7 separate regions of the Homo sapiens genome follow, and all the other regions are linked to region 1. A link is a loop called in an ENCODE intact Hi-C map of the cell type or tissue named here. Cell type or tissue: PC-9. All regions are shown on one strand.

The links. Peaks named below come from ENCODE experiments on the same cell type or tissue, not always from the same donor. Only the 100,000 strongest peaks of a DNase experiment are listed, where the experiment ranks them.
Region 2: it touches region 1 in a loop (9-fold over the local background); 108 of 110 quality-filtered maps call a loop at or near these places.
Region 3: a loop joins it to region 1, with 6 times the contacts of the local background. A loop is called at or near these places in 3 of 110 quality-filtered maps.
Region 4: a loop joins it to region 1, with 15 times the contacts of the local background. A loop is called at or near these places in 5 of 110 quality-filtered maps.
Region 5: a loop joins it to region 1, with 4 times the contacts of the local background. A loop is called at or near these places in 17 of 110 quality-filtered maps.
Region 6: a loop joins it to region 1, with 6 times the contacts of the local background. A loop is called at or near these places in 54 of 110 quality-filtered maps.
Region 7: it touches region 1 in a loop (8-fold over the local background); 2 of 110 quality-filtered maps call a loop at or near these places.

Annotation. Positions count from the first base shown.
Region 1 is chr14:75,575,664-75,579,663 of GRCh38, reverse strand. FLVCR2 (FLVCR choline and putative heme transporter 2) reads right to left here and starts at 1,044. Exons shown (of 10, transcript NM_017791.3): 1 at 23-1,044. The coding sequence starts at 691. FLVCR2-AS1 (FLVCR2 antisense RNA 1) reads left to right here and starts at 76. Exons shown (of 3, transcript NR_110552.1): 1 at 76-1,887; 2 at 3,119-3,259. RefSeq lists a silencer at 1,099-1,168 and an enhancer at 1,879-1,938. In PC-9, CTCF peaks have their summits at 739 (motif pointing left), 1,623 and 1,829 (motif pointing left); DNase peaks (open chromatin) are centred at 763, 1,053, 1,193 and 1,773; H3K4me3 peaks cover 1,976 bases; H3K27ac peaks cover 803 bases.
Region 2 is chr14:75,652,230-75,656,229 of GRCh38, reverse strand. ERG28 (ergosterol biosynthesis 28 homolog) reads left to right here. Exons shown (of 5, transcript NM_007176.4): 3 at 1,254-1,344. Among named protein-coding and RNA genes, the nearest start is that of ERG28, 6.6 kb to the left of the region's middle. In PC-9, CTCF peaks have their summits at 1,709 and 1,908 (motif pointing right); a DNase peak (open chromatin) is centred at 1,919.
Region 3 is chr14:75,792,922-75,796,921 of GRCh38, reverse strand. It overlaps TTLL5 (tubulin tyrosine ligase like 5), which reads right to left. Exons shown (of 32, transcript NM_015072.5): 27 at 3,822-4,000. Among named protein-coding and RNA genes, the nearest start is that of TTLL5, 130 kb to the right of the region's middle. In PC-9, CTCF peaks have their summits at 2,170 and 2,972; no DNase peak of the experiment used is centred here.
Region 4 is chr14:75,708,928-75,712,927 of GRCh38, reverse strand. All of the region lies in intron 9 of TTLL5 (tubulin tyrosine ligase like 5), which reads right to left. Among named protein-coding and RNA genes, the nearest start is that of TTLL5, 50 kb to the right of the region's middle. RefSeq lists an enhancer at 940-1,049. In PC-9, CTCF peaks have their summits at 1,598 (motif pointing left) and 3,532 (motif pointing left); DNase peaks (open chromatin) are centred at 957, 1,617 and 3,517; H3K27ac peaks cover 886 bases.
Region 5 is chr14:75,122,620-75,126,619 of GRCh38, reverse strand. It overlaps NEK9 (NIMA related kinase 9), which reads left to right. Exons shown (of 22, transcript NM_033116.6): 2 at 2,397-2,574. Among named protein-coding and RNA genes, the nearest start is that of NEK9, 2.4 kb to the left of the region's middle. In PC-9, no CTCF peak of the experiment used is centred here; DNase peaks (open chromatin) are centred at 789 and 2,399; H3K4me3 peaks cover 1,778 bases; H3K27ac peaks cover 2,788 bases.
Region 6 is chr14:75,305,872-75,309,871 of GRCh38, reverse strand. No RefSeq gene overlaps it. Among named protein-coding and RNA genes, the nearest start is that of LINC01220, 13 kb to the right of the region's middle. In PC-9, CTCF peaks have their summits at 1,702, 1,908 (motif pointing left) and 2,761; DNase peaks (open chromatin) are centred at 1,901 and 2,741.
Region 7 is chr14:75,905,143-75,909,142 of GRCh38, reverse strand. All of the region lies in intron 31 of TTLL5 (tubulin tyrosine ligase like 5), which reads right to left. Among named protein-coding and RNA genes, the nearest start is that of TGFB3, 75 kb to the left of the region's middle. In PC-9, CTCF peaks have their summits at 2,050 and 2,250 (motif pointing left); a DNase peak (open chromatin) is centred at 2,282.

The DNA of each region.
Region 1 (4,000 bases):
ATTCACAAACTGTTCTACCTACCTGATTGCCAAAGACAGCCACGGAGCAGGCTGTTGAAACCTCATTAGCCCCGAACCAGACGGAAGCGATGCGGGAGGGCATGCCCAGGATGAAAACCTGGGCCACAGAGCAGATGAGCTGGCCCACCACGGTGACCGGAAAGAGATGCGGCTTCAGGCTGCCCAGCTTCACCCAGGCCCCCAGGCAGTTGAGAGCCGAGCCAGTGAGAGCAATGGTGCGCAGGCCGAACTTCTCCAGCAGCCAAGCCACTGGCAGGAGCAGAGGGATGTAAGTCAGCATGTAGCACATGGACAGCCAGTCAATGGCAAAGGCACTGACACCGTAGAAGTGCATGAAGATGTTATTGATGGAGCCGTACTGGATCCACTGAAAGGAGTTGCACATGGAGTAGCAGCTAAACACCAGGACCACGGCCCAACGGCGCCTGCTCACCTTGATCACGCTGAGGTCCTCAGGGCCCGAGCTACTGGGGTGAGCCAAGCCACTGGGTTGGGCTAAGGCACTGGGGTGGGCCGAACTGCTGGGGTGGACAGAGACGCTGGGGTTGATGGAGACGCTGGGATGGACCGAGACGCTGGGATGGACCGAGACGCTGGGGTCCGCTTGGAGTGCGGACTCCGGCACAGGGGTGTCATCGCTCTCTTCCTGGTTGGGACCTTCATTCACCATCGCCACAGTCTCCTCTGGAATCCTGGAGAAGTGGTGAGGACTCCGGCAGTCTTAAGGGACAGTGGCCTCTGCTGGTCTCTTAGAGTTGAAAGGACACTTGCCTATTCCAGAAGAAACAGAGACTAGAGGCTGCGTAAAAGCCTCAAGTGGGGCTTCCTGTGCTCACCTCCAAGCTCCTGCTCCCACTTTTGCTTGGGGCTCTCTGTTGCCACCCGCGGCGATCGCTGTCCCAAGGCCGGCCGCACACGCCGCAGCCGGCTCCGGACCGCTCCTGCCTTGGGTCTCCCCACGAGGCGTTCCTTGTGCAGGAAAAGTTCTCTCCTTGCGCAGCCACTTCGCCCGCAGAGTCCTCTCCCGGGCCAGCTTGGGGCCTCGCCCAGTCGGGCACACGTGACCGCCCCGCCCCCGTCCTGCCTGGCTTCTTCCGCCCCCAACCCCCCCGCCACCACTCCACCCCCGACCCAGTGTCTCTTGCCTTCTCGAGCCCGGTCCTCCGGGCAGAGCAGTTGTTTCGCCACAGCTTGCGGGATGCATTCCTCCCCCACGCCCCGGGCGCCATGGAAACCGCCCGGTTAACCCCCACCCTTTGCACTGCCCCTCATATTCATTTGCCACCCGCTATCAGCGGACCCTGCAAGAAGATCCGCCTTCCCGAAGTAATGCCCAAAATAGAGCCTCTCCGGTGCCTGTCCGCATGCCCTGCGCGCGTGCACCAAAGCCCGGCGCCACCTAAGTGTTCTGGGGAATTCAAGAGGGATTCCCCAACTTTCTCCCCCTTGGCTTAGGCTCCCAGCCCTTTGCTGAACTAAAGAGAGATTTGTAGATTTCCCGGGCTGGTTGCGCTCCTGGGTTAAAGGGGAGTTACAGAAAACTCGCTTTACTCGCTTCTTTCCCTGCGGACGTGGTTTTGTCTTGGGGAGGTTAGATTTGAACCTGTTATGTGGGGCTATTTTTCCTGATGGATTCTGGGCGAAGACCCTAGGGTGCGGGGGAGGGAAAGGAGAGTTTGAAGAAGCCGAAGAAGCTGTCCGCGGTTGTGTGATGGAACGCTTAGCACAGAGCTGGCTCCGGGCTTGGTCTTGGAAGCGGTCTTTGAACTCAAGCAGCCCTAGTCTGCCACCTGCCGGTCCTAGCCCATTTCAAAGGGCAAACCCTCGACTCGTTGCACTGACCTCTGTCCTTGGCGAGGGATCCTGGTAAGGAGCCCAAATTCTCCCTGAGTTCAAACACCAGCTTAGCTACAATGAGGTGCCACTGTAGACCAAGGAACTCCACCTCTCTGCGCTTCAGTTTCTTCATCTGTAAAATGGAAATGATGAAATAATAGTACCTACCTCACCGTGTTGTTCTGAGACTTGAATGAATTAATACACGAATGCACTTAGAAAATTCCTGCCACATAGTAAGCATTCCGCGAATGCTGGCTATCCTAGCAAAAAGCTAACATTTGTTGTACAGTGCTAAACAAATTGAATGCATTAGCTCATTTATGCATCACAAGAATTCTGTGATAAAGTTACTATTGCTGGCCTAAATTTTATAGACAAGAAAACCCAGACTCAGAGAAGTGAAGTAACTTCTTTCTGAAGGTCCCAGCTGGCAAGAAGAGCCATAATTCTCGTTCAAGTCTGTAATCATTCAAGCTGTAGCCTAGCTATTCAAGCACAGTCTGTGGTTAGCAGCGTGGGCACCTGTGGGAGCTTTTTAGAAGGCCAGAATCCCCTCCAGTGTTAAGGCCTTAAAAAACAAAACGGCAACCACAAAACAACCAAGAAGGTTGTCAGGCCCAACCTAGACCCACTGAATTGAAAGCTGCATTTTAACAAGATGCCCAGGAGATTCATTTGTTTACACATTAAATTTTGAGAGCTACTGGGCATCACTGCTTCTTTATTTTTTTTTTCTTTGTTAAACTTCAGACCAGAAAATGAATAACTTGAAGCTCTGGGAAGTGGCTCTCCATTTTGTCTGCACATTAGAATCATATGAAGAAACTCTTAATATCCCAAGTGTTCGGGCAACACCCCATTTAGCGATCTCCGAGGGTGGACCTGAACATCTGCATGTCACAAGCTCCGCTGGTCATCCAAACGTGCAGCCAAGTTAGAACCACTGATTCCCAGGAGAGAACTAGATTCAAATGATCACTCCCTGCTTGAAGGCACCTACTTTTTGGTAGAAACTATAGAGTCTTGGATTATAATGGAATATTTGGAGAGGGAGTTCAGACTCAGATCTAAGAATTTCTACAGTAATTTAACATCTCGTATTGTCACTATTCCTCCTGTGTTTCCCATCATTCTCCAGGGAGCACAGAACTCTGTTCTTTTAGAAGGCCTTCTGAGACCTCTCACTGCTTCTTTTCCCTCGGTCATCATGGGCCTCTTCCAAAACTCTTCATAATATATTCTTAACTTCATTTTACAGATAAGGAAACTGAGGCCTGGAGAGGCGGGTGTGTTACTCAGCGTCCTATAGTGAAATAGCATCAGAACAAGCAGCAATAAAATGGGTGCTCCTTCCACGTGGCCTTTCCCATGAGCTCTTCTGGGGCAGCCCTTCAGCTTGGTGAGAGATTCCAAGGGGTCTAACCTGGGATTCAAGTGAGATTTGGAATTGCTTTTGTGGTGGAACGAGCTGGATCTGTTGTGAGATCTGGGTTGGGTCTGCTTAGACTTGAAGCTCTGTTTTGTCATTCTTAGCTTTGGTATCTTGAGCAAGTCACTTGACCTCTCTATTCTTCAGTTTCTGAATCTATCAAATAAGGATTAAAAATACCTGCCTCCAGCCTGGCACGGTGGCTCACACTTGTAATCTCAGCACTTCGGGATGCCGAGATGGGTGGATCACTTGAGGTCAGGAGTTCAAGACCACCCTGGCCAACATGGTGAAACCCCGTCTCTACTAAAAATACAAAAATTAGCCAGGTGTGGTGGCACATGCCTGTAATCTCAGCTACTTGGGAGGCTGAGGCAGGAGAATCACTTGAACCTGGGAGGCAGAGGCTGCAGTGAGCTGAGATGGCACTACTGCATTCCAGCCTGAGAGACAGAGCGAGACTCTGTCTCAAAAACAAAAAAACAAAACAAACAAAAACCTGCCTCATAGAATTGCTGTGAGAATTAAACAAGCTAATATGCATAAACTGTTTTCAATAATAATGATCATATTCTGGGAGCCACCAGGGTAGGGATGACTCTTGGCTGATTCCTAATGTGGGGGGTAGGGTGTTGGGGTCATCTCTATAAATATTGGGTAGATACTACATAGAGAGAAATATTCTGTATTCATCCCATTGAAAAAACATGT
Region 2 (4,000 bases), 77 kb before region 1:
TTCATGGTACTCTTCTGAAAGTAGCAGTGCTCTAAAGTGTCCCACAGAATTTCACCTCATACCTAATCTGGTTAGGGCTGGTTGAGTACTCTTAACTAGAGAAACGTCCTTAGTCTTCTCATTATCAAATTGGTTTATAAAGAATATAGCTATCCAGGGCTAATGCTAGATATTTGGTTGGCATATGGAATTTTTTCTCACTACCATCTAATGGTCTTCAGTATTGTGAATTTGGGAGAGCTGTCTGATTTTCCAAAGGCTGGAAAAATCCTTAAAGCCCAAGTAAACATTAGTAGACTTTTCAGTTGTCAATTTTGTCCCTTAAAATTTATCTTACTCAGCAGGTAGTAGACCAGCAAAGGAAGTATCTTTGCTTTCACTGTTTTGGCATCCCCGAGCCACTGGATGCCTTAGCTCAATGGTTTTGCATTTAAATTACCCAAACAGGGAGTTTCTAGAAAATACTTATGCCTGGGGCCCTCCTCCAGAGAATACGATATAGTTGGTCTGGTACCCAGGCCTTGTAATTTTATAAAACTACCTCAGTTGATTGTAATAAATGCCCAAAGTCAAGAACCACTGTTATGGTGGAATATGACCTATACTTTCAGGACAAGATATTTAATACAGCAATGTCAGAACAAAGCTACCAACAGCAGGATGCCCCCAGCAAACACCAAAGAAACAGTGCTTTGTCCCACTGCCATGCACACAGGAAACCAACCTGGTATTGGTTCATCCAACAGCATAGATCTGGATGCAGGAAGAGACCCAGGCACTCACATATCTTAAAGACCATATATGGGCATCTAAATTGGTCCCCAGTATCTCTGAGTTCTCTCCTGGATCAGCCTTGAAAGTCTGCTGGCCTCCTGGGCATCTTGCATTTCCAGATCAGTCTCTACAACGTTCCCCAAAACCTGTCCTGATCCAGACCCTCTAGGCTTCCAGGACAAAAGGGGTAAATTACTATATCTAGGAGTTATTTGCCTAACTGGGCTCTTTGTGGGTTTCCACTCTTGGAACTTCCCTTCCAACTGTAGACATTTGAAGAGAATCTGAGAAGTTCTCATTCTGGAATTCCTTCTATTCCTTCTAGTTCCCATGTTGCCACTAGGACCTCCATCCTGCCCAGCCACAGAGAGGTCAGGTCCAGCTCCCTATCTCCCATGAACCACCAGTGAAATAGGAGGAGTTTGGAAGGAACCTCAAGTCTCCCCTTCTGAACACTCTTGCTTTTTTCTGCTACACAGTGAATGGCCTCCAAGCTCGGACCTTTGGGATCTGGACGCTGCTCTCATCAGTGATTCGCTGCCTCTGTGCCATTGACATTCACAACAAGACGTATGTAAGGGAAGGAAGAGCTTTAGCATCCTTTTGTTGGAAATCAGATGCGAGGCATACCTGTTACCTTGAGTAATGGGAACTGTTAATCATTTTAATGCATTAGCTTAGAATGTGAATAATAAAAAACTCACAGGTTACATTCCCTCCAAGCCTAGAAAACATAGTAGACCTAACAGGTCTTCATTAAAGTCTGAAAATTCTTTGGAACTGACATAGCAAACTGGCAGGCCATTATCCAGTGGCCTGCATCATGCCCCTCCACTTCTTTATGAAAGAATCAGCCCTTCTTCTACTAAAGAAGTAGAGTGGTATGCTCTTTTTAGAGTAGCCACCCACACATACCTTTCTCACATTCCTCCTTAAGAAGCAGGAATGAACAGAAATCACAATCCATGAAAAAAGAGGAACCCACAAGTAAACTGTTGTATGTGTATGCAGCATCAGCAGGTGAGGGTGAAAGAGAAGCTAGGGCTCCTGAATCTACCTGTCTTGGGTACTCAAACAGACCAGGGTGGAACAATTGCAGGCAATCAGAAGCCATAACCAGTGCTGGCCACTAGAGGGGGCTCGAGCTTTCTTCCCAGCGGGAGTCATCATCACACTCTAGGTGGAAACAGTTTGTTCAGGTCACCGAGGGAGGCTATCTGAATGCCAACTTCACATTAAAATGTTTTTCTGTCTTATCCAGGCTCTTGGCATCTGGGGAAAACAGGAGGCGATAATATTTATTGAGCCCCTCTTATTATGCTGAGCTTTTATCTACGTGATCTTGATTAAGTCTTTTCTTAGCAGCCCTGGAGGTCATGATTTTCATTCCTGATTTTGCACATCTAAATATTAGAGATACAGTTAGTTTAAAGAAAGACTGACTCAAGTGAGATTTGAAGCAGGGCTATTAGCCGTTTGATCTCTTCAACCTTATTTTTTTTTTTAATTTTTTTTCAAACTTGAACCTGCAGTTTACTTGTCCTAGAATGACACATACTTTTGGAAGCAGTGTGTTTAGTTCTGGGCCCAGTTCTGTTGGTAACTAGCTTTGCAGTAGCAAGTCCATTATTCACCTTCCTTGCACCTTGGCCTCTTCATCCATAAAATGAGAATAGATATCTGTTCTACCTCTCAGGGTGACTAAGAGGAAGGGAGGATTGAACAATCATTTTAAAGACCTGTACCACAATGAAGAATTGCTGATGAGTATGAGGGATATATCTTTTGATTGTTGTGCTTTTGAAGTGAGCGAAGACAACCCAGACTTATCTCTTTTTTTTTTTTTTTCTGAGACAGTCTTGCTCTGTCACCCAAGCTGGAGTACAGTGGCACAATCTCAGCTCCCTGCAACCTCCACCTCCGCCTCCTGGGTTTAAGCCATTCTCCTGCCTCAGCCTCCCCAGTAGCTGGGATTACAGGCGCGCACCACCATGCCCCTCTAATTTTTGTATTTTTAGTAGAGACAGGTTCTCACCATGTTGGCCAGGCTGGTCTCGAACTCCTGACCTCGTGATCCACCCACCTTGGCCTCCAAGGTGCTGGGATTACAGGCTTCAGCCACTGTGCCCGGCCTGACCCAGACTTATCTTTACCTCAGTTACCATTTACTTTCACCTCTCCCCACACAGGACAGCTGCAAACGCTGACTCCTGTTTCTAGACCTTTCTAGCCTAGGACTTTGATCGATGCACTTCTGATGTGCATTCTGATCCTATTCCCTCCCTAACTAGAGACTGAAAGTCAACACACATACATATTGTTTCCACAATGGGCCAGGCGCGGGTGGCTTCTGCCTGTAATCCCAGCACTTTGGGAGGCCAAGGTGGGCAGATCACTTGAGATCAGGAGTTTGAGACCAGCTTGGCCAACATGGCGAAACCCCATCTCTACTAAAAATACAAAAATTAGCTGGGCGTGGTGGTGTGCACCTGTAGTCCCAGCTACTCCAGGAGGCTGAGGCAGGAGAATCACTTGACCCAAGAGGCGGAGGTTGCAGTGAGCCAAGATTGTGCCACTGCACTCCAGCCTGAGAGACAGAGCAAGAGTCTGTCTCAAAAAAAAAAAAAAAAAAAAAAAAGGTGTAAAAATATGCACAGGAGAGATACAAATCAAATGTAAGATACCAGTTACTTGTGGGGATGAGGGAGAACAGACTTAGAGCAGGATAAGTATACACAGGATGATTTAACTCTTCTCTGTAAGTTTTTATTAGAAGAGTCTGAAACAAAATGTCAAGATGTTAAGATCTGAGGGAGCTGGGTGTTGGTTGCATTGGTGTTCATTATAGTGTTCAGTAATTTTTTTGTATGTTTGAAGTATTTCATAATTTTAAAAAATTTTATACTAAAAAGATATCAGCAAACAAAGTGGTCAGTCACCTAGTAGCCTGTCTCTTCTCTACCTTATAGTCAAAGCTGAAAGATAAGTTCTTTTCCCATGAGGTTGTCACCATGTCCTCAATGTGACTACTTTTCTAGGCTAAGGCACAAAGTAACCAACGTATATTGCAAGAGCATCTAAAAGCCCCAGAGGTGTCCTTGCTCCTTACTCCCCATGAGGCCGTTCGTTCTGTGGCATCCATCTTATAAACACCGACAAGTGCATGGCCAGATGCCTGCCAGGTGGGATTAGACTGCAGAGTCAACCAATTTGGATAAATAGAATA
Region 3 (4,000 bases), 220 kb before region 1:
ACCAAAAAAGAGCCTGCATAGCCAAAACACAACTAAGCAAAAAGAACAAATCTAGAGGCATCACATTACCCAAATTCAAACTATACTAAAAGGATATAGTTACCAAAACAGCATGGTACTGGTATAAAAATAGGCACATAGACCAATAGAACAGAATAGAAAACCCAGAAATAAAGTCAAATACTTAACAGCCAACTGATCTTTGACAAAGCAAACAAAAAACATAACCTGGGGAAAGGACACCCTATTCAACAAATGGTGCTAGCATAACTGGCAAGCCACATGTAGAAGAATGAAACTGGATCCTCATCTCTCACCTTACACAAAAATCAACTCAAGATAGATGAAAGACTTAAATCTAAGACCTGAAACCATAAAAATTCTAGAAGATAACATCAGAAAAACCCTTCTAGACACTGGCTTAGGCAAAGACTTCATGGCCAAGACCCCAAAAGCAAATGCAACAAAAACAAAGATAAATAGATAGAATTTAATTAAACTAAAAAGCTTCTGCAGGCAAAAGAAATAATCAGCAAGGAAACAGACAACCCACACAGTGGGAGAAAATCTTCACAAACTATGCATCCAACAAAGGACTAATAGCCAGAATCTACAAGGAACTCAAACAAATCAGCAAGAAAAAAATAATTCCATCAAAAAGGCTAAGGACATGAATAGACAATTCTCAAAAGAAGATATACAAATATCCAACAAACATATGAGAAAATGCTCAACATCACTTATTATCAGGGAAATGCAAATCAAAACCACAATGCAATACTACCTTACTCCTGCAAGAATGGCTATAATTAAAAAGTCAAAAAATAATAGATGTTGGCATGGAAGAGGTGAAAAGGGAACACTTTTACACTGTTGGTGGGAATGTAAACTAGTACAACCATTATGGAAAACACTATGGAGATTCCTTAAAGAACTAAAAGTAGATCTACCATTTGATCCAGTAATCCCACTACTGGGTATCTACCCAGAGGAAAAGAAGTCATTATATGAAAAAGATACTTGCACATGCATATTTATAGCAACACAATTTGCAATTGCAAAAATATGGAACCAGCCCAAATGTCTATCAATCAATGAGTAGATAAAGAAAATGTGGTGTGTATATATATACACCATGGACTACTACTCATCCATAAAAAGGAACAAAATAATGGTATTCGCAGCAACCTGGAGGGAGCTGGAGACCATTATTCTAAGTGAAGTAACTCAGGAATGGAAAACCAGACATCATATGTTCTCACTTATAAGTAGGAGCTAAGCTATGAGGACACAAAGGTACAAGGATTATATAATGGACTTTGGGGACTTGGGGGGAAGGGTGGAAGGAGGGTGAAGAATAAAAGACTGCACATTGGGTACAGTGTACACTACTTGGGTGATAGGTGCACCAAAATCTTGGAAATCACCACTAGAGAGCTTATCCATGTAACCAAACACCACCTGTTCCCCCAAAAACCTACTGAAATAAAAAAAATCGTATGTACCCCATAAATATATACACCTATGTACCCACAATAATTTTTGAAAAACTACTAAAAAGTACACTTTATCTAAAAACTTGTTTCTAACCAAATTAGAAGCCATTTACTATTGAAAGCCTTTTATGGCTGAAATAACAATATTTTCCACATATATTGCATTTAGAGGTTTTGCATAATATCCTCATGACCCTGTTGTATTTTCCTCATCAATCAGTGAAGACCCTGAGGTTAAGAGAAGTTGAGTGAACTGCTCAAGATCACACAGCTAGTCAGTGGCAGGAGAACAGTAGAGTGAACTGTCCAAGATCACACAGCTAGTCAGTGTCAGAAGAGTAGAATGAACTGTCCAAGATCACACAGCTAGTCAGTGTCAGAACAATGGAATTAACTGCCCAATATCACACAGGAGTCAGTGGCAGGAGAACAGTGGGGTGAACTGCCCAAGATCACACAGCTAGTCAGTGTCAGAAGAGTAGAGTGAACTGTCCAAGATCACATAGCTAATCAGTGACAGAACAGTGGCATGAACTGCCAAAGATCATACAGGAGTCAGTGTCAGAATAACAATGGAGTGAACTGCTCAAGATCACACAGGAGTCAGTGGCAAGTCTCTGGATGGCTAATCTAGCTCTTTCTCCACTACTCCATCCTGCTTATTACATCCTACAGCACCTCCCTCAGTACTGACCACCCTATTACCAAGACTCTAAAAGTTAACACTGACATCTAATGGCAAGTTCAGATCCCTACAAACCATAGTCTAATGGACTTTTAATTCGCTGGCACTGAAGTTCTTTATAGACGAAAAAAATGAACTGAAGGGGGATGACTTCCCAATCAGGATACAGTCACCTTGGATTCCTACAGGATTAGGATCTTTTCACTTTGTAGGCTTTGCAGTCTAGTGAACGATAGGAGCTAGATAGGTAAGCACTAATATTGGCTATTTTGGGTATTTTTTTTTTTTTTTTACTACAATCACAAAATCTCAATGTCTTGGTGCTTCTAGCTGCCCATTTATAAACCGGAAACATATAATCTAGTTAGTGACCCAATGATAAAAGTGTAGCAGAGCACTGGCCTTTCCCGTCTCATAGCCACTTATTTAATTTGAAAATTCCTTCCCATCATATCTTAGTATCCTATTCCCTCTTCCCATAATTCTATCACTAAAATCTAACTACCCAACTCCCTCCAAGAATCAACATTGTTCTTATAATATTCTTTGCTTCCTATTTCACATTAGGCCTTCTTATTTACTCCCTTCAAACAACTAAGGATTTGAGAAAGAAAATAATTACTGCTTCACACGCTGGGATGAGGCTGAAGTAAAACTAATTCCATGAGAGGCTTAGCTTTAGTTTTGGTCCTAAATTTTATACAGATAAGTAGGGTACCACCAGGGAGCAGTGTGTTGCCTACTTTTAGCATGTACTTAAAGTAATTTTCAGCTTCACTTTTTTCGAGACTTGATTATCACTACAGAGTTACTACCAATTAAGGAATTTGGCACATCAGCAACATAGCAAAATATAACTGTGGAGTTAAATTATGATAATTCCTTTGGAGGACTTTGATGCCATTTAACATTAAGGAATAAGAGATATGGCTTTTCCTTCAATTAAACACCATAGGGATAACCAGCAAGAAGGACAAAGAGAATTCACAAAGCTCTTGAAAGTGTCATCTACCTTCACTGTGTTGCAAGATTGTTAATATCTATATAGCATAAGGACAATATCCTGTTATTTATTTCTATCCACCCAGCTTGTTGAATGACCTTGATCACATCACTTATTTCAGCCTCAGGTTCCCCCATCTGTAAAATGGGGAGAATGATATTATATTGGATAAGGGTATAATGAAATATGAAATTAATCAGTTACCCATAAAACATCCTGAGATCATGAAATAAGAGGCAGTATAGAAAAAAATTTTTTTAAAGGGTAATGTTATAAAATTCTGGTAAAAAGATTTATAAGACTAGAACTCACTGGAAAATTTTACCAAAGAAAAGAACTTATTTTTAAAGATCCTTTAAAATTATATTTACAGATGAACATTCAAGTCTGTTTATCCATGAAATAGGTACATCATATCCAGTAGCAGACTTACTTCACAATGCCTGTAACAGAAAGTTATTTTCTTTAAATTTGAAGAGGAAAAACTTGATAATTTAGCTTGAAACCAACTATTAATAATACTCATTCAAGAGGCATCAGTATATGGGAATAGTAAAGACAGGGAAAGACAAAGTACCCTGTCATTAATTCTATCCTCAGGTCCAAAGAGCTCTTGGACACCCCAGACCATCCGTACCTGTTGGGTGAGGAGGTTGATGTGGCTGGATGGAGAATACTGTCTCGCTGCCTGCTTCTCAGCTAGCCGCTGAAGTTCAGCTGTAACCATACTTTGGTTGTACCGTTTGCTATATAAAGAAGCATCTTCTCCCTCTTTTTGTGTTTTGGCTATTCCTGAATGATGCTTGTTTAGATAGC
Region 4 (4,000 bases), 130 kb before region 1:
TATTTGCCGCCCCCTCCCCCCTTTTTAACCACAATGAAAACAAATATGAATTGTTTTGGACAATATCTTTATTTTGACAATAAATTTTTAAATCACAAGTTACATTTCCTTTTCGCTTTCTAATGTTTCTCACTGAGAATCAAGATAGTGATCAAGATAATTTGATCAAGAGAATCAAGATAATTTGTCTAAAAGTCTGAATGTCTGTGTGGAGAAAAGATTTCAATGTTTGGCATATGGTAGGGACTTGGCAAACATTAACTGAAACTGCACTGGAGTTGCTTGCTCCAAGATCTTTACCAATATGGAACCAAAACAAGAAGGAAAGCAGAGAGTTAGTGGGATCTTTTAAACTCTCTTCCCCTATTCAAAAACCAGTTTGTTCTTCTAAGAATATGACCCCACATGTTCTTTTTTTTTTTTTTTGTCCTGCTGTTTTCTTAAAAACTTTTTTTTGATACCAATATCTTCTTATGGTCAGAGTCACAGGCATTCTAGATGTAGAAGCTTAACATCCTCTTTGGTAGTTATATTTTCTGACAAACATTCACTACAAATGTACCAAGAAAAGAGAAGGCCAGCCTCGACCTCGCTGTGGCACATGAGTTATCCTTCAACAGGTGTAGGCATTTTGAGTCAGAGAGGCCTGGACAATGAAGAGACAGCACCTCAGGCAGCCTTGCCAGGAGCCACTGGGTTTCATCCTGGCCTGACCCAGAAAAATCTTATGGAAGAGAACAAGAGGCCCAAGAGCTCTCTGATCTGCTGTCAACCAGCTGCAGCCGGGAGACTGCCAAAGCGCTGCAGTGACTAGGCAGCGCCCTACAGAGCCGTCTGGGAGGGGATTACCAGCCTGATCCCTTGTCTTTAGAGCCAGAAATGACTCAAACTTCACAAACAGCAAGGGCCTGCCAGGGAGGGTGACAATGAGCACTGGAAAGGGTTTTCTCCCCCTTGTTGGTGTCTCTTCCCCCCTACTTGCTGCTGTGGCAGATTCTGGACAGTGTGCAGCCTGTGAGGTAATCTGAATTCCTTGGCAACCAGCAAGTACCTGAATTCTTTCAAAACCACAGGAATCCAGCAGAGAAAAGGTAAATATCCCTGCAGAGCCAGTGTTAATTAGCAAGGAAGGCTACTGAAGAAGGAACTGGGGGTGGGGAGAAAGGGAAAGGCACTACAAATGTTTTGGGGTCTTTTCTGAATTTCCACTGAATAATATGGCTGAGGCAGAAAAAAGGCCATTCCAACCGGGACCTTCCCAGAATCCTCTCTTCCCACCTCCGCCGCATGGGTGGAACTCAGCTCCCTGGATGGATACTTGCATGCCCCCCAAGTTGCTAGAGCTGCCTATCTTTGGGTCTCTGGCAACATATTTAGTTTTTAACTCCATTTTGTTTTAATTTTTTTGAAATTTTTATTTTTCCTGTTTCAGTGAAAATCTGGCTATTAGCTTCATCTCAGAAAGGGCTCTGTCAACTCATCTAAACCCAATACTGGATCCACCTAAAGCTGTAAAATCCAGGACAAAATCTTTTTGGAGTCCACCCCTGACAGGAAAAAGAATCTGCACCATTTTGGTAGAGCATAGCACCCCTCTGTGGAAACTGAGTGTCCCCTGGTGGTGCAAAACAGCAACACGCAAGTAAAATTCAAAAGCACAGGGGACCTCTGAGGGCTACTGTGGGAATCACAAAAAGCTGCACCCAAATACCAGGGGGACAATTGCAACACTTCTTCAATACTATACCCACACATGAGAAAACAGTGAGAGCTCTCCCACTTCTTATGTTAATAAAACAATAAGGACAACTGAAAACACTCATCTATACAGAAACTAGGGTTTTCACGAATTTAATTTTGTGTTAAAAAATTTTACACAAAATAACTTATATCACAAAACTGTCTTGTGAAATGAATTTAATCTTTCTGTCGCCTAGTATTAATTTGAGGTCCAAAACAGAAGTGATAGGGTGTAAGGGAATTCATTTCTAAAGAAGGAAATGAATTGTATTTGCCTCCTGTTCCGTCTCTTTAGGAAAGATTATGGTTTTTCTTGTTGAGCCTCAACGTAACCCAATAATCTCATCCCAAACTGATGATCTTCAGTTATGTCTACATAAATTACATGTGGCCCAAGATAACTAAAAGCTGCAGATCTGGAGATGCTACAGACTATCGACATAGTTGAACAGACTCTGAGGGTTACAACAAAGCAAGTGAATGTCAAGATACATAATTAGTGAAGACACAAGAACTTAGGCACATTGAAATTACTGCACGGAACAATGTGCCCTCGCAGGACTCCCGCAAACAGTGCATCATATTGCCATGCGTTATGCTTTTGTAAAGCTTTGATAAAGCTTTTATATTCACCTACACTTTCAGGTAAACCTAACCAAAGCCCTGAAAATTCATGTGGCTTTCTGGTTCTACTTGGTCTGAGTTTTTTAAAAGCTGTTTTTCTAATTATTCTGTGAAAAAACATCCATTGTGTGTGTGTGTGTGTGTGTGTGTGTGTGTGTGTGTGTATAAATTTTTTTGTTTCTGCTGGAAGCAAAAGGGTTATACTTAATTCAGTAGATTCTGACTTCCAACACACAACCAGTAGCCAAAGCACTTGCATATTTGTAGTAAATTCTATAATAAACATTGGTACTGTTGTTCTCATGTTGTGCTCTGAACCAGAAAGGTCTTAAAATTATGCCAAATTTTACCCATAGAGAGGGCTGTTAATATTGTAGGTGAAAATATCTTTGGAATATTAAGCAAAACATATTGCTATGATGTCCTTGAGAAACAGTGAAGCACAACCTCCATCTCTTTTCTCTATTCCCAAAGTCCAATTTTTGGCAGGACATAATCAGTTTCTAAAACTTGACACAGGAGAGAAGTGAAGGTGAGGATGAGCAGAGGAAGGAGAATGATGAAACTCATAACACAAAAGAGAGAAAGCTCAGAAGTCTCAAATTATAAAGCTGAAAATCCTCAGAACCTTGCATATCTGAGAAGTCAGGACTGTATTTTACCATCATTTTGTTTTAAATAATATAGGGAATAGGCTTTTTCTTGGTCTTTTTTTTTTTTTTTTTTTTTTTTTTTAATGAGATGGGGTCTCACAATGTTGCCCAAACTGGTCTTGAACTCCTGGCCTCAGGCAATCCTCCCGTCTCGGCCTCCCAAAGTGCTAGGATTACAGGTGTGAGCCACCACGCCTGGCCAGGAATAGGCTTTTATACCTAATTTTGTATAGTGATACTTCAAAACGTGAGAGCACGTGTGTCTACAAATATTATCGACAATTTCTTTCCTATAAAAACCTGATTAGAGCTAGTAGTCAGCTCATGTTCAGATGCCTGGTCCAGCCCTTTATCTAATAACTGCGAGATGTTTCAGTTCTTCCCTTTCTCAATTTTCAAGGAAGAGGCCAGAACTAGGGAGTTTTGGTAGTCTCCAATGTTCCCAGGGCTCAAACTCAAAATCTCAGTTAAGAATATGACAGGACTTATAAATGCTGTGACTGCCACCTAGAGGCGAACGGAACACAGAGCTCCACCAGCGAGGTTTGGTTAGTCTGCTCTCACTGATTTCAAGTCATAGGATACATGTGAAAAAAACTAAGTCTCTAAAATCATTAAAAGACCATTCTAAAATAATAGTTGTCAGAGTACAATAATATCTGTCAAAGCACCTGTACATAAATAGGTAGCCTTCTTTTATCCATGGTATTTCCCATCTTCCAATTGCATTTTCTAAAATACAGAAACATACACAGACCAGGCTTTTTTAGCTTGTCGTGACCACTCACAGATGCAAATCACCTCCTAAACTGCTATGCTTTATAACAAGCTTGTCCAACCTGAGGCCCACAGGCTGCATACAGCCCAGGACAGCTTTGAATGTGGCCCAACACAAATTTATAAAGTTTCTCAAAATATTATGAGTTTTTTGCAATTTTTTTTAAGCTCATCAGCTATTGTTAGTGTATTTTAGGTATGGCCCA
Region 5 (4,000 bases), 450 kb after region 1:
TCGTGAGCTTAGTGCTTTAGGCGCCCACGGGGTATATGTCTTAGGGTCTTCACCACTCTTCCCACTCACCGGCACTAGAAATTGGCTAGATCATTGGTTTGACTAGTCATTTTTGATTGTCCTAAGTCACCTAACCGTCTCTTGAGCTTTAGTTTCCCCATCTGTAAAATGGGCTTACTGATAATACCTTGAAATCATCTTTTTCTTTTTTTTTTAAGATTATCTTGAGAATCAAACGAAGGCTCTGTTCTGTAAATTAAAGTGGTATACGAATGTGAGGTATTGCCAAAACTTCCTTCCTCTCATGCTGTATATATAGTTCTCCAAGGTCGGGGTGAGGAGGAGGGGCATAGCTTCAAAATCCCCACACCCGTGGCAACTCCGTTATTTTTGTCATTATCTTTAAGTTCAGCAGTGATCACTCAGTTGGAAGCTTTTCTTGAAGCTCATTGGGAAGATCTTTGTGTGTTGGTTCTTTATCAGTGTTTATCTTGCAGGGTTTATGCATGGGAAATACTTTGTTGGTATATTCTAAGCCATTAGTTCTTAATTTGGGGGGCACAAGGACCCCTTTGATAACCTAAGCAAAGTAATCTTGCCCCCTCCATCAACACATTTGCACATATGCACATCCTTTGGAGAGATCCATGGATCACGGAATCCCAAGTTAATATATACTAGTGTAAAACCCTGCAGTGATTATTCTACTTCCAAAAACTAACGATACACTAGATTTGATCATAAAATCTTACTTTAGGGTAAACATTTAATGAGAACTTGCTGGGGTTGCTGAAGGTGATTCATCCGTCGGAAATCCATCTGCAGTTCTGGTGTGTGTTCCAAGCCAGCATACTTTTAAGGCTGAAAGATGGAGAAGGAGAGAAGTGGTTGCAAGAGAATATTTTTAAGTGTTCTTTTTTATCCTGATGCCACGTTAATGTATGATGTTAGAGTTAGTTATTCTTAGTAGTCTGTTTTCTTTTTTGCACTCAAAATGAGAAAGAGGAGATAAGGATTGTTATTTCTATATTTTAGTTAGAGAAACTAAAACAGTATACTTAAGTGACTTGCTCACTTAAGTTACAAGTAAATCTTGGACTAGAACTAAAGTCTCACATCTTGCCCATTGCCTTTTTATTATTATCCTGTTGAACTTGATTACTGGGTTGGTTTTGAGTTAAATTTGATTACACTTCCCAAAAATTGCATAGCGTTGTCCATATCACCAAATATTTATTAGATCTGTGAATTTACAAAAGTTCAGAAGCACTCTTTTTCTCTAGAAGCTTATATTTCAGTAGGAAAATAAGTTGACCATTGTTAGTAAACAAATAGCATTAAGTTGCATATGTAGAGATATGAAAAGAATGAACAAATATCATTTCAGTGTATGGGGTCTAAAAATTAAAGACATGGTTACAGTAAAAGCTTCATCAGAGTCTTTTCAAAAACACTGTAAAGGCTTGGCAGAGGCATTCAAAAGGATGGGGAGGGTTACATAGGTGGAGATGCTCCTGGGCTAGGAAGCAGGGTCAGCAAAGAATGAGGCGAGGCACAGTGGCTCATGCCTATAATCCCAACACCTGGGAGGCCAAGGTGGTCGGGTCGCTTGAGGCCAGGAGTTCTAGACCAGCCTGGGCAACACAGTGATACCCCATCTCTTAAAAAAAAAAAAAAAAAATTTAGCTGAGTGTGGCAGTGCGTGCCTGTAGTCCCAACTACTGGGGAAGCTGAGGTGGGAGGATTGCTTCAGCCCAGGAGTTCAAAGCTGAAATGAGCTATGACTGCACTCTAGTTTGGGCAACAGAGTGAGACCCTATCTCTTAAAAAAAAAAAAAAAAAAAGATAGTAGACATCAGGAGCTACAGGATACATAAAAGTATGAGAGGAGATTATAGAGTTGCAAAAGGGGTCATGACTTCTCTTATCCAGAAAGGGTAGGTGAAAATCACTAGGGAAGTCTAAATTTATAAAACTAGAGGCAAGTTTAGTATTTTCATTTTAGAAGCTGGGACCAGCTATAGATAATTGCTCCCCAGTTCTCTGCTTCTCCAGTATTCTTGCCCTGCCATAATCACCATCATGATTAGCAGTCTGTCATAGTATCCTCAATAGAATCTTTTTGAGATCTATCCCCAGCCCATATTTTTACCTGGAACTGACATCATGCAAATTAAGTATGACAACAACGTTTTAATGCTTTACTTCCCCTGTCCTGCAATAAATTATAATGCTAAATTGTACACATAACCTTTAAAGTCTGTTAAAAGGAAAAAATAAGAGGAGTCAGTCTGTGCCCCTCTAGGAAGTTTTCCTTCTAGGCTTACAGATCTAGGTGTGGATTCATTTGCTGCCAGGCAAGAGGAAAAGCACGATACCTCTGTTACTGTGTTTAGGATGACTCACTGGTTGTGTGGAAGGAAGTCGATTTGACCCGGCTGTCTGAGAAGGAACGTCGTGATGCCTTGAATGAGATTGTTATTCTGGCACTGCTGCAGCACGACAACATTATTGCCTACTACAATCACTTCATGGACAATACCACGCTGCTGATTGAGCTGGAATATTGTAATGGTAAGATAGAGTTCAGTGGGACTTTTCCAGCAAGACTTTCTTAGACTCATAATTACGTTGAGGAGAAGAATATAAGAAGAGACATATACAGTGATAAAAACTTTAAATGAATTTCTAGAGTTTAAGAGAAACTTTTCAGGCCTTGGAGAATTTTTGAAGTGGTGTACGAAATAAGGAGAGGGATTTTCCCCTGCATACCCAAATTTTCTCTTGTGATTACAGTTCCATTTTCAAACTATCTTTTCTTTGGTTGGATTTTACCTTTATTTTTCAAGGTTTTTCTTTATGAAATGACATTAGTTAACCAGAGTGTGGCTTGGCAGCACTTGATACAGTATTTAATAAGATCTTATAGGTGATATTTATTTATATTGTCTTCAGCTAAAGCTATCCTATTGAAAAGTGGTCCAAAGATCATAACTGAGTGAAAGTAATATATAGTAAAGCATGGCCCTATTTATCTGGTCCCTGATTTCTTCACATCATTTTGCTTGTAAGATAGCAATATAGCCTAGTTGTTAAGAAAATAGACTCTAAAACCAAGTTTCTCTACTTTCTAGCTCTATAACCTTGGCAAGAAACTTAACTTCTCTGTGCCTCAGTTTCCTCATTTTATTTTTATTATTATTATTATTTTTTTTGAGATGGAGTTTTACTCTTGTTGGAGTAAAGGCTGGAGTGCAATGGTGCCATCTTGGCTCACCACAACCTCCGCCTCCTGGGTTCAAGCAATTCTCCTGCCTCAGCCTCCCAAGTAGCTGGGATTACAGGCATGCGCCACCACGCCCAGCTAATTTTTGTATTTTTAGTAGAGACAGGGTTTTGCCACGTTGGCCAGACTGGTCTCGAACTCCTGACCTTAGGTGATCCGCCCACCTCCGCCTCCCAAAGTGCTGGGATTACAGGCTTAAGCCACCATGCCCAGCAGTTTTGTCATTTTAAAATGAGTTTGTTGGCCAGGGACAGTGCACACCTGTAATCCCAGCGCTTTGAGAAGCCAAGACAAGCAGATCACTTGAGCATAGGAGTTTGAGGAAAGCCTAGGCAACATAGTGAAACCCTGTCACTACCAAAAATACAAAAAATTAGCTGGGTGGTGTGCACCTGTAGTCACAGCTACTTGGGAGGCTGAGGAGGGAGGATGGCTTGAGACTGGGAGGCAGAGGTTGCAGTGAGCTTGTGAGCTCAGACCGCTGCACTCCAGCCTGGGCGATGGAGCCAGACCCTGTCTCAAAAAAAAAAAAAAAAAAAAAAAAGCTGGGCGTGGTGGCTCACGCCTGTAATCCCAACACTTTGGGAGGATCACAAGGTCAGGAGATCGAGACCATCCTGGCCAACATGGTTAAACCCAGTCTCTACTAAAAATAACAAAAATTAGCTGTGCATGGTGGCGCGTGCCTGTAATCCCAGCTACTCGGGAGGCTGA
Region 6 (4,000 bases), 270 kb after region 1:
CAATGGATCCGCCCACCTCGGCCTCCCAGAGTTGGGATTACAGGCATGAGCCACCGCACCCAGCCATCTGCTTTGAGATACAAAAAAGATGTTTCTGGCCTGGCGCGGTGGCTCACGCCTGTAATCCTAGCACTTTGGGAGGCCGAGGCAGGCGGATTGCCTGAGCTCAGGAATTCAAGACCAGCCTGGGCAACATGGTGAAACCCCATGTCTACTAAAATACAAAAGAAATTAGCTGGGCGTGGCGGCGTGCACCTGTAGTCCTAGCTACTCAGTAGGCTAAGGAAGGAGAATTGCTTGAACTCGGGAGGCAGAGGCTCATGCCACTGCATTCCAGCACTCCAGCCTGGATGACAGAGCAAGACTCTGTCTCTCAAAAAAAAAAAAAAAAAAAAAAAAAAGATGTTTCTTGTGCATCAACCTTTGAAGCTGTGTAACAGCAGCCTCAGCTCCTCATCTGTAAAATGGGGATAAATAATACCAACAGCCAGGTTATAAAGGGCTTAGCTCAATTTGCATACTTACTGAGCTACTATCATCAGCAACTCCCACCTATGCCTTTTTTCTGATGATCCCGACACTTTTCATAAGAACTGCATCATAGGCCGGGTGCGGTGGCTCATGTCTCTAATCCCAGCACTTTGGGAGGCCAAGGCGGGTGGATCACCTGAGGTCAGGAGTTCAAGACCAGCCTGGCCAACATGACAAAATCCCATCTCTACTAAAAATACAAAAATTAGCCGGGTGTGGTGGTGGGCACCGATAATCCCAGCTACTTGGGAGGCTGAGGCAGAAGAATCACTTGAACCCCAGGGGGCAGAGGTTGCAGTGAGCTGAGATCGTACCACTTCACTCCAGCCTGGGCAAAAGAGCAAAACTCTGAAAAAAGAAAAAGAAAGAAAGAAGGAAAGAAGGAAAAGAAAAGAAAGGAAAAGAAAGGAAAGGAAAGGAGAAAGAAAGAGAGAGATCGCATCATTGCCGGGCACAGTAGCTCATGTCTGTAATCCCAGCATTTTGGGAGGCCAAGGCAGGCAGATTACCTGAGGTTGGGAGTTCAAGACCAGCCTGACCAACATGCAGAAACCCCGTCTCTACTAAAAATACAAAATTATCCAGGCATGATGGCGCATGCCTGTAATCCCAGCTACTCAAGAGGCTGAGGGAGGAGAATTGCTTGAACCCAGGAGGTGGAGGTTGCAGGGAGCCAAGATTGTGCCATTGCACTCCAGCCTGGGCAACATGAGCAAAACTCCATCTCAAAAAAAAATAAAAAATAAAAAATAAAGAATCACATCATTGAGTCAGTTAACACATATTTATTAAACACTCTAATGGGTCAGCACTGTGCTAGGCACTAGGGATAAAATGATAGGCAAGAAAGACACAATCCCTACCCTTTGGGAGCCTCTGGACTAGTAAGGGAGACAGACAATGGTCAAATAACCACACAAAATGTAAAATTACTTCTGTGCCATGTGAGTGAAGCCATCTCAGACCCCCCAGACCAGTTCATCCTGCCGCTGAATACCACGGAGGATCTCAGTCATTGCTGTAATCAGCAGAAAAATTCCCAGCCAAGTCCTGCCTTCATCCCTGATCTGCAGAATCATGAGCTATAGGAAATCAGTGGCTCTTTTAAGCCTCTCCAAAGTAAAAATAATTGCATCTCTCTTAGGTGCCTAAAGCATTAAGAGGACAATTTTTAAAAAGAGGAAATAAACTGCATTTTAGTCCTTTTTTCTAGTTAGGAAACCAGGGCTGAGGTAGGTTTAGATATAAGAATGCAATGATTTGACCTGCTAAATCCTAAAGCCTAAAGTGAATTCCATCTGCCATCCTGCAGAAACATCCTGGCGGTTTCCTTCAAACCTTGTTTTGCTGAAGAGCGCCCTCTTCTGGCTCGGGACCCTTCTCCAGCCACGCTGCCTCCTGCGGCTGCAGCTTTTGGGATTGTAGGCTATGGCGTCCATTCCTCCACCAAACCTGTACTGAGCACTGAGGCCCTGACAATACAGCCGGAATCAGACACCGGCTCCCCCACCTGTGGGGCTGACAATCATTTGAACTGAGTCTCTGAGATTGCAGGGCAAGCACCGTGACTCTCATTTAACAAAGAAGGAACTGAGACAGGGAAGGTGGCTAAAACTTTGCTATGTTATTGATGATTTACCGCTGGATTTTAGGGCTTAGGGAGACAAAGAACCTTCCACTGAACATTAGATTGGGCCCACGTTTCTCACTCTCCAAAACCCACCCTGCCGGTCACCCTCGGTTCCAGACCTCAAGTCCCTTCCATCTTGGGAAGTCTCCTCATGACGCTCCAATGTGCCGTTCTTATTGTCACCTCCGCACTTCCCAAATACCTTTCCATGCCACCTGCCACTTCATCTCTGTAATGACTCTTCTCCAAAGCCCACCCTCAGCTTCCCTCTTCCCTAAGATCTTGTAGCGCCCACTGGAGGGTCCCCTGGTGTCCCTCATACTATGGACTGTAATATACATTTAGAAACAATGTATGGAAGCATTTGGAAAAATATACCTCTTTGTATATGCTGGCCATGGAGGGCAGAGAGTAGTTCCTATCTGACAGGGCTGTTCTTTAACTTAAATGATGAGTTTGAAGCACTTGGCACACAGTAAACACTCAGCACATGATACATATTGTTTAACATGTTCAGTGTGGTTACCTGCTTAAAAAACAGATGGTCCTCATAGCATCTAGTGTCATCTTGCACACATCATAAAGAGACAGAACCCTGCCACCGTGTGGAGAGCAGGGCTCACACAGGAGGTATCATGCCCGAGACCCAGGATATGTTTAGGAATACATAAACATGTTTTCATTTCTTTTGAAAATCAGAAGAAAAAAATTAACTTTTACATTGAAAAAAAGTTTTATTTTTTTTGTTTTGTTTTGGAGTAAGAGTCTCCCTCTATCCCCCAGGCTGGAGTGCAGTGGTGTGATGTCCTCGGCTCACTGCAGCCTCCTCCTCCCAAGTTCAAGCGATTCTCATGCCTCAGCCTTCTGAGGAGCTGGGATTATAGGCGCCCGCCACCACGCCCGGCTAATTTTTTGTATTTTTAGTAGAGACAGGGTTTCACCATGTTGGCCAGTCTGGTCTCAAACTCCTGACCTTAGGTGATCCACCCGCCTTGGCATCCCAAAGTGTTGGGATTATAGGCGTGAGCCACCATGCCCAGCCTGAAAAAAAGTTTTAATATATAATATTAATATATTTTTCTTTATACCAATGTAGTCATAAAATATAATTTTATAATTATATTAATTGTTAATCAATATAATTATTAATTAACTTGACTATTATCAAGTGATTTTTGACAAAAGTGCCAAGACCATTCAATGGGGAAAGGACAGTCTTTTCAACAAATGGTGCTGGGAAAACTGGATATCCACGTGTAAATGAAGTTGGACACTTGCCTAACACCATATGCAAAGATTAACTCAAAATGCATCAAAGACCCAAATGTAAGGCCTAAAGCTGTAAAACTCACCGAAGGAAACACAGGAGATAAGCTTCACAACATTAGATTTGGCAATGATTTTTCTGGATATGACACTTTTATTGCATAAGCAATAAAAGAAAAAATAGACAAATTAGACTTCATGAAAATTTTTAAATTTTGTGCAAGAAAAGACACTAGCAACAGAGTGAAAAAGCAACCCACAAGATGAGATAAAACATTTGCAAATCATATAGCTGATAAAGGATTAATATCCAGAATATATAAAGAACTCCTAAAACTCAACAACAAAAAAGCAAACAACCCAGTTCAAAAATGGCCAAAGGACTTGAATAGACATTTCTCCAAAGAAGATATATAAATGGCTAATAAATAAGCACAAAAGATGTTCGACATCACTAGACATTAGGGAAATGGAAATCAAAACTACAGTGAGATACCACCTCACACCCATTAGGATGGCTACTATTAAAAAAAAACACACAAGACCATGCACAGTGGCTCACGCCTGTAATCC
Region 7 (4,000 bases), 330 kb before region 1:
AAAGGCACTCTCTCGCCTGGGCCTGCAAGGATCCCAAATGCCAGGGCACTAAGAATACAGAAAATGGCCAGGTGTGGTGGTTCACGCCTGTAATACCAGCACTTTGGGAGGCCAAGGCAGGTGGATTGCTTGAGCTTAGGGGTTCGAGACCAGCCTGGGCAATATGGCAAAACCCCATCTCTACTAAAAATATGAAAAATTAGCTGTGCATTGTGGCACATGCCTGTAGTCACAGCTACTCAGGAGGCTGAGGTGGGAGGATCGCTTGATCCCAGGAGGCGGAGGTTGCAGTGAGCCGTGATCACACCACTGCACTCCAGCTTGTGCAACAGAGCAAGACCCTGTCTAAAAAAATATATATATACATACAGAAAATAAGAAAATATAGTTAATATAATTAGCCCTCTGATGAACAGACAAATACAGAATCTAAGAAAACAAAGAACAATGTAGGTATTTAAATATGACACTTGCCCTGGGCAGCATACAGGGGTCATACACAGGCTTTGCTCCTAATATCCTTCAGCACAGCTCCCTCCACTCTGATAAGGACAACTGACGTTTTTCTCAGTTTTATAAAACATGTAATGCAAACACAACTCAAATTCTCTAACCTGACTGCCTCTCTAAACCCACATATGAAGAGGTTCTAGGACTGTCATGGCCGGTGATGACATTCGTTCGTGATTATGGTTGAAGGGACCTCTGCTGCCTGCACTGCATTTGCAATAAAAAGAAAGCATGCTTCAGGTGAGGGCTGAGGCCTGTGGGGTTCTGCCTCCTCACTTTGTAAACAACCTAATTCTTCTGCTCAAGAGATGCAGCCCACTGCCATCGGCCACATGCCAGGCTGGTGGGCCTGACTCTGCAGCTTCCCAGCAGTGACAGTCGTGTCATAGGAGCTGGACTTCTGAGACCCTCTGATCCACTCTGTCCTCTTTGTCCATACACACATGCTGTCTCATCGCCTCAGCTAATCACAAAGCACAGCATCAGTCATCCCTCGCTTATACACAGCTCAGGCTCAGCATGGCTGTATCTGCAACAGAGATCAAAATGTTGAGAAATGGGCTCTTTCCCAAGGCTTCTTTTGCTGATGGTCCCATTTTGCCATGTAATGTTCAGGGTGGATTGTAAAGGATACTAATGAATGAGGTTCAAGGAAAGTGATATTATAACTGTGGCAGGTCCAAGTATCACAGTCCTAGAAGCAGATGGACATGAGTACTTCTTGGCAGGCCATCAGTTTAGTTTGGAGCTTGGTGTCACATTTGTTCTTCTGGCTGCCAGTCTCCTAAGGGAAATACTGACCTTCTTGCTTTAGTCTTCTATATTTTATTAGTTGTTCATCATTGGACAGGCTGCTTAGTATCAGAATTAAAGGGCCATTGGCTAAGAATTACCAAAAGAACTCTGGTTGTTTTCAGTTTCTCCAGTAAATTTTGGTATATGACCAAGCCATGGATTTGGTGTTCCCTTCTCTCTTCTCATTCCTTTCTGGGAAGAGTTTAGATGGGCTAGGGAAAGATATTTGAAGCTTGCTGATCCAATGTAAATGAATCCTGTGGTGGGTAAATAATTTTCCTCTCTCTTTTGCACTCCTGGGGTATTCTGATGAATAACGTTTCTCAAATAAGTTTATAAATATTCCCCCAGAGGTAAGAAGAGTATTAGCCTCATGGCAGGTGTGCCGTTAATGCATCAGTGTGTAGGGCAGAACAAAGAGGAAAGGAATTATCAAAGCCTTGAAGTTTCGCAGAATTTTCTGGAAAATTTTGAAGGCCATGGCTGGGAACAAAATACTGACGGCAGTGCTGGTGAAGTGTGGAAACAGCTTCACAAAATCAAGTTAGACCATGCCTTCGGTGTATGAGCTTTTTTTGGTTGGATGGAGGATGAGGTTTACAGTTTGTTTTGCTGCTAATTATAGCATATGTTTATTTAAGTAACTCAGCAAAAACACAATTCATCAACCTCACCAAAATTTGAAAAAAAATTTGTTCCCTCCCTGCCTCCCATAATCTGAAAGTCCAGTTTATAAATTCTAGTCTAAAAGCCTTAATAATAAATATCCATTCTCTTTTGCAACTACTGCAACTTTACCTTCAAATATCATGTTTTCCCATATATTATGTTATACTTTGTGATAACTCAATTATGGTTTTAGTTTCTTTATTTGAATTGTCTTAAAATCCTCGTATTTTTAAACAAAAGCCTCTAGTAATAGTAGAGAAAGTTCTTACTGCCACAGCGCCACCTACTGGTAGACCATTATAGGAGCAAACTATTTGGAGCTCAACTTTGACCCAGTTTGGGAGCATCCTTCTAAGTTTTGGTTTATAAAGCCCCAACTTCACTGTCATTTTGAGAAGCTAGAACTTCTTTTGGTAGCCACTAAGTCTCTTGCTGTAGTATAAAGTCAGCAAGTGAAAATGATAAAAATATGCTCTTATTCTTACCGTTACCTTAAATTGGCCCTGACTTCACCGACTTTGATTTTCTCTGTCCTATAACTGTAGCAAGGGCTTCAGATTGTGTGGGCAAGGGTTTGGATGTGGCGAAAATAACTTGGGGAGTATCCAAAGATCCTGAAAAATGGAAAAAAGTATCTCTACTTAACACTACATTTGATTTTGGCCCAAAGGACACAAGGTAAAATCTGAAACTAGGTTAAGGGGATCACCGTTCCCCCAGATAACGCCACCCCACTTCCTGTCAAATTCCAATTCACAGTCTCTCTTTTGCTTTTGAACAGCGTAAAAGTGGGTGATCAACCCAAATTCTTACCCCTCTGGCTCTGGAAAGAAAATCTGGGGAGCAATCAGGGGTTTTATGTGACTGTACTCCAGATCCACCCAGGAGCTCCAAAAACTATACAACACGTGGTGAAAAGAGTAAGAATCTGATCATGAAAATAGGCCATTCTGTTGAGAGCTGCCAGGCAAGTAATTTTGCTTGAAAGTTAAAGTGACATCTAGATCCTTAGGGTTTTGGCTCCACAGGGTTTACTATATAGTAATGTTCCTTTCTCTTGTTGTCTCAGGGACCCAACGAAGTGGGCAGTCAGAGTCACACTGATGTGCTGTTGCCCCATCCCCATCCAAAAAGCACAAAGCTATAGTACATTTTACTAGGGCCAGAAACAACGAACATTTAATAAGGACACTGCTCACTGCTTGCACATGAAATCCATCATTGATTTTCTAAAGGTGGTAAGGTCCCTTCCACCAATTGCAGACTACTAAGAGCTTAAAAATAAAAGGAGGGAGAGGTTGGGCTCCAGAACAGGAAAGGCTTAGGCAGAAGCTAAGGGGCAGGGATGAGGGCAGCTGCTGCGGCTTCAGACTCCTACAGTAATGGTAGTTTACATTATCAAATCAGCATGAGAGAAATGTCAGTTATCTAATCTGTTGCTCTCTGCTATTTTAGTTTACCATCACCACCTCAGAACTCAAGAAGAACACCACAGTTATAAAGAAGGAAGGCCAACGACTTTGGCTTTGGGCCAAGAGCTCTCACTCCAGCTTCCTTCTCAAGTTTCCAAATTTGCTGACTCTAAAACTTCCCTTCCACAGCAAACTACTAATATAAAGCCTGAGGTTGGTAAGTCAAGGAAAAACCACATTCATGGAGTACTCCAGGTACTCTGCTAAGAGCTTTCAATTCACTATCTCATTTAATGTTCATAATACCAAGAATGCCATTAAGCCACCATCTATAGGAAAGGACTCTGAGTTGTTTTTCAACAGTGCCCTGGGACGAATCACTATCTCATTCAGACTGCGAGAGAACAGTCACACAGCCGAAAGCCTGGCAGGCAAGACTTACAGGAAGAATTAAGGAACTAGAAAACAGACTTCTGCTATAGTCTTGGACTCAATATCATGTTTAACGGATTGAATTAACTGGACCAGATGGGCTAAATACCTTTCAAAGATGGTTTAGGGATTCCTACATAGGCACACGCTTCCCAGGTCTCAGGGAGAGGTGTAAACTTTTA